Linked DNA regions of Homo sapiens: region 1 is linked to region 2. Evidence: chromatin loops called from intact Hi-C (ENCODE). Cell type or tissue: transverse colon. All regions are shown on one strand. Links, peaks and the distances in the headings refer to the core of each region. The heading gives the core; the rest is flanking DNA.

Region 1 (2,806 bases), core at 306-2,805, 59 kb before region 2:
TAGTCCCAGCTACTCTCAGGCGGCTGAGGCAGAAGAATCCCTTGAACCCAGGAGGCGGAGGTTGCAGTGAGCCAAGATTGCACCGCTGCACTCCAGCCTGGAGAGAGAGCAAGACTCCGTCTCAAAAAAAAGCAAAAAAGGAAAACAGAGGCACGGGTCTACACATCTCAATATTTAGCATGGTATTTGGATGTGAGCAAGGTCTGGGCAGTGCTCTCAAATGTCTCGCTTTTCCCGCAGCATTTCCAGCCACCTGCAGCTCAGTTCAGAGTGACATTTGCCAAGCACACCTGCAAGTCCTAGCAATAACCGCCCATCTAGTATAATCACCATCTTCTTCAGGATGCTAAGTACCAGCCCCATGAAAGCCAAGCACTTCCCAGGTACCCCTCACAGCGATCCAGCAAGGGGCTGACGGGTGATTCCCCGCATCACAGTGGACCCAGCCAGATCACGTCAATTCGGCATTTTGGGGTCCCTGTTTAATGACTCGGTGTTTCACTTCCATCTTCTCTAGGTCATGTCAACAAGTGGCCTGATGGCTTAGAATTGAACCAAATGCCACATCACTGTTAAGACACAGAAATATTGTACAATTACCCAGTGTTCAGTGGCTTCAGTGCAATTTCACACACTAGAGGATCCTGAAGCAAACTCTCAGCTTTCAGATGAAGGGATGACAGTCCCCAGGAAAGAGAAAGTGACTTGTTCTCATGGACTTAAGGCATGGAAGAGGCAGACTAGAATCTCATCTGTCATCTCCCTCCACCGCCAGTGACCTCTGTGGAGGTGAAATCTAAGCACCGCATGGGCAGAAGCAGAAACTGGTTTTTTTTCCCCCCTCAGTCAACTGGGGATAAAGGCTGGAGGTGACGGAGTGGGGTCTGAAATATTCCTTCGGAAATGATTTTCATTACAAAAGCTCTGGTTCATCTGCATTTTTATGTCTATATTAAAAATCAAATGAAGTCATTAAGCTAAGGCCAGCTCAGAATGCCTCTCGCCTGAATATGCATTCCTGTTCCAACCCCCAGAGCTCCTCTATAATCCTTCGAATTATTAAATAATTACTGTGTTTCCCTCGGGGTCACATTTGGCAACAAAATACTGGTCTAAAGGAACCAATGACATGACCCAGTGAGTAACACTCATGTTCTTAACTTCCTAGAAGCAAAGGGAGATGAAATACTTCTGAGGTGCAGAGTGGAAAACCCAGAGAAGGGTATTCCATGCAGCTTGGAGAGTCGGGGGGTGGGGGTAGAATGACAAAGAAACATGAGAATCTGGGAAATATTTCAATAATTAGTGTCACGTCCTCCTTCACCAACCTTGTACATCGGCAATTCTCCACTCCAATCCTGGTTCTCTTCCATTTGGGGAGTGGCTATGGCCACAAGGAGAAAACCAAGCATATGGCTCTGTCCTTCTGGACATGTCTACTATGTTGGCTGGGCTGCTTTGGAAAATCCCACTTTCTCTCCTACAGCTATATGACCTCAAGTTGTCATTTCGAATAAAGTATGCTTCCACTGATTTTTATGAACACAGACAAAAGCTGCTACAACCTTCCCCCCCACACACCAAACCTTTCAAATCAACTGTAGTTGCTATGTAAGGTTATTTGTTTCTAAGGCAACAGTGTATATCTAAGTACTAATGGCCTGTCCTTTTGCCAGGCAACAAACAGCCTTGTGATGCAACTGCACCTGTCTCGGCTACGCGTTACTATGGAGACGCTCCAGTTGCTATGGGTACCATCACGCTAATCGCCTAGCAAAGGCAGACATACAGCAGTCTTCTCAGAGAGCCCAGCTGTTCCTCCCTGTCTCTTGCTGAAGACTGATTGTCTAGGGCCTGTGATGGAATGCTTCTCAACTGAGATGCAGAAGAACTTCATTAATGCTATTTCAGAAGATCACTTTGTGCTCCCTCCTGCAGAACAAACAGCAGACTAGGAAAAGAATCTGCAAAGAAGTGGACTGTAAAATTCCTGAAGTCTATGACATCATGCCATCCCTAATTAACCTCAACTTGCAGTCCAAGGATAATTCCTCTTAACTAGGTGGTTACGATAGAAACATTTCTATACATTTTTAAATATTTTTTTGTAGAACTGAGGAATGCACTTCAAATTCAAGTACTATGTATTCATAAAAATTGATCTTAAAAATTTGGTTCTGATTATTTGGCTCTCTTTTGGAATCTAACATTAAGACACTTTTTAAAAAAGTGACAGGCTACTTACCCTCCCTTCCAATGATATATTTGTAAAAATGGTACCCATGACCTTACTGTCTCAAACAAATGGGCATGTGAGGAGGATAAAATGTCTCTATTGTTTCTACTGTTCTCCTTGAAGAAGCAAAGACCAAGTAACCACAACAAAATGGTCACCTGGGAGCACCGTCTACATGGAGACTGCGAAAGACAACAGTGGGGACAACTGAGTGAGCCTCCACTGAATGTCTGCAGAGACCGGCCAGATGAGGGGATGATGGAGTTGCCTGCTTGACTCGTTCCTGTACTTTTATCCCAACAAAACATGACACACACCGAGATGTGAAAGCTGTCGACTTTTCTTTGTAAATGTTTCTACCCAGGAAGACATGATTTCACCCACCATGAAGCCTTCTGGAAGCACATTCCTCTGACGCTGCAGCAGCGGTAAGGTTTGTAGGAAATACAACAGTGGATATGCCTCCTAATAATACTTAATTTCTTTCTCATTTACCTGCAGTTATTTTTAAAATCTCGTACGGCCTATTAAATTAATTTCCGCGCAGGTCTCTGCCAAAATAATGCCATT
Region 2 (2,806 bases), core at 165-2,664:
AATTTTATAGAGTAGGGAACAGTGACCTCATGTGAACCCATGGCTCAATCTCAGCTTCCCCAAGAGGGGGATGACCAGGCTTCTGGAAGTGATATATCCAGAATGTGACCCAGACGTTCGTACTTCCTTCCATTTGACAGGAAATAGAAGGAGAGAGAGAAGCAAGTTACACGAAATCACAAGGAAGTAAACAGAATGCAAGTACTCTATAGTGTAAGCCATGGGTCTCTTTTAACAGGGAAGGGAATGAAAAAGGAAAGAGGGCATAGGAGTGCTGCAGACTGACACAGACAGGAAACATCACAAAAGGCACTGCAGGAACCACATTTGGACCCTAATTCAAACAAACATTTTGTAAACAGGGATATCTGAATATGGACCTGGCATTAGGCAACACCAAATAATTGTTCATTTTGTTAGGGGGGACTTGAGCATGGTTGTTATGTAAGAAACCGTCAATTATTCTTATGTATACCGAAATGTTTGAATTGTAAATGTCATCTGCTTCAAACTACTTCAGCAAGGCTGGGTGCAGCGACTCATGCCTATAATCCACAGCACTGTGGGAGGCTGGGGCAGGAGGATTGCTTGAGGCCAGGAATTTGGGACCAGCCAGGGCAACATGGCGAAACCCCGTTTCTATGAAAAATACAAAAAAAAAAAATTAGCCAGGCATGGTGGTATGTACTTGTAGTCCCCCCTTCGGAGGCTAAGGCTAAGGCTTGAGCATGAGAGTCTGAGGCTGCAATAAGCCATGATTATGCCACTGCGCTCCAGCCTGGTCAACAGAGTGAAACCCTGTCTCAAAACAAAAAACCGAAAAACAACTTCAGAAACAGCGACAACAAAAAAGAATAAATAAAATAAGTGTGACAAACCTTTGTCAACTACTGAATCAGGATGTGTGTTATGGGGGTATATCAAGTCATTATACGATTCTAGTTCTGTGTATGTTTGAAAATTTCCGTGATTCAAAAATAAAAATAAAACTCTTATCTTCTGAAGTCCTTTCAGAGATAAAACGAAAGCCAAGCTGTCTCTTTTGCCCTGACTGACTCATTCATGAGAACATGCTCTTGATGAAATCTCAGCAACTGGAAAGACCTCAAGAGGGCACCTAGTTCAGGGATTCTCAAACCTGGCTCCATGCTGGAAACACCTAGGAAGCTTAGCAGAACTACCAGTTTTCCCCAACCCACCTCACACCTAATGAATCACAATCTCCAGAAAGGGGCCCAAGAAAACGGGAATTTTTTTTTTTTTTGAGACAGGGTCTGGCTCTGTCACCTAGGCTGTATCTCGGCTCACTGCAACCTCCACCTCCCGGGCTCACACCATCCTTCCATCTCAGCCTCCTGAGTAGCTGGGACTACAGGAGTATGCCATCATGCTCAGCCAATTATTTTTGTATTTTTTGTAGAGACATACATGTTGCCCAGGCTGGTCTCAAACTCCTGCACTCAAGCAATCCTCCCGCCTTGGCCTCCCAAAGTGCTGGGATTACAGGTGTGAGTCACCGTGCCCGGCTGGGAATTGTTTTTTAAGTGCCACAGGTGATGTAATCTAGTATGTTCCCTCCCCAACATCCCAGCCAAACAGTTGTCCAGCAGGGTATGTGTTCCAAGCCCTCAGGGACAGGGATCACACAGGATTCCACATTTTCACTGCTACGTCAAGCCTAACCGTATTCTTCACTTTCAGAAGAAAATTAAAAGTGGAATAGCTAATTCACTGCATACAACTTGCAAGGTTTCAATGTTCTCGTTCAATTTAAGGTATTTCTCACCAACCTTCAGGTGCATTTAGTCACTGTGTTGAAGGCAACTTCAGTGTGGGAGCTCCCGCCAAATAAAATCTCATAGGAAAAAACAAGTTTACCCATAGAGCTAAAGGAGCTTTCACTGGGCAGAGTATCAGGGAGAATGCCATAGTAGCATACCCCAAGTGACTGGGCCAGGTCAATGCCCTGGAAGGACCTGGGTGTACCTGAGCATACCTGGGAGCCTGCACCTCTCACAGCAGCCAGCAGCTGGCCTGGGGGAACCCAAGAAAGAGGAGAAAAGTGGAAAAACTCACACCTCTTGCTTTGTTCTCACAGAATCGCAAATGCTGGGAACAAACTCCCAACCACAAAACTGACTGGCATTTGATCAGAAACATGTCAACACAGGTCAGGATGGCTGGGAAGCCAGAACTGAATGTTTCATAACATTAACAATCTCAAGTCTTTAAAACCATTCTCTTTCAACAGGTGATACCTGAATGTATCCGGATTGACAATCTTCATCCCTGGAAAACATGACTCCCAGAATCCAGCGGTGGGGGACGGGGGGGTCGCATGGCGGGAGAACAGCTCCTCCCAGTGTGCCTCAACACAGGGCATCCAACACCCACTTGTCACTCCCAAGGCTGACTGATGAATAATGTTCCCAAGTCTCGCTGCACGCCTTGGCGTTGGTCTTTTCTAACATTTCAGAGTGTGCATTTGCTAAATTACTTCTATGTGCACCGGCATTATGTCAAACACGAAGATTCAAGCATGCAGGAACTTGCAGACTCGTTTTACACCAAACTAAACGCCCTGTTTGTTGCTTTATCACTGCTGTGAGGCTTTGGGGGACCTGAGCAGCACTTTCTTCTCCACGTTCTCAGTCTGGAATTGCTTTTGAAGACTTTCCCTTTCTTGCCACAAAGACCCACCTATACAGAAGCTTTAAATACCACAGACCTGGTTCTTTACAGAGGAGCAATGAATGTCCTCTAAGCTCAAAGAATAATCTTAAAGCACTCAAAAAAAGCCAAGTCC

What was found. Peaks named below come from ENCODE experiments on the same cell type or tissue, not always from the same donor. Only the 100,000 strongest peaks of a DNase experiment are listed, where the experiment ranks them.
Region 1: it touches region 2 in a loop (1.9-fold over the local background); 27 of 110 quality-filtered maps call a loop at or near these places.

The regions. Positions count from the first base shown.
Region 1 is chr14:89,347,830-89,350,635 of GRCh38, forward strand. The region is part of intron 3 of FOXN3 (forkhead box N3); the gene reads right to left. It overlaps FOXN3-AS3 (FOXN3 antisense RNA 3), which reads left to right and starts at 2,458. Exons shown (of 2, transcript NR_188029.1): 1 at 2,458-2,664. In transverse colon, for the core only: no CTCF peak of the experiment used is centred there; a DNase peak (open chromatin) is centred at 1,732; H3K27ac peaks cover 403 bases.
Region 2 is chr14:89,407,026-89,409,831 of GRCh38, forward strand. The region is part of intron 2 of FOXN3 (forkhead box N3); the gene reads right to left. Among named protein-coding and RNA genes, the nearest start is that of FOXN3, 8.8 kb to the right of the region's middle. In transverse colon, for the core only: no CTCF peak of the experiment used is centred there; a DNase peak (open chromatin) is centred at 1,508; H3K27ac peaks cover 563 bases.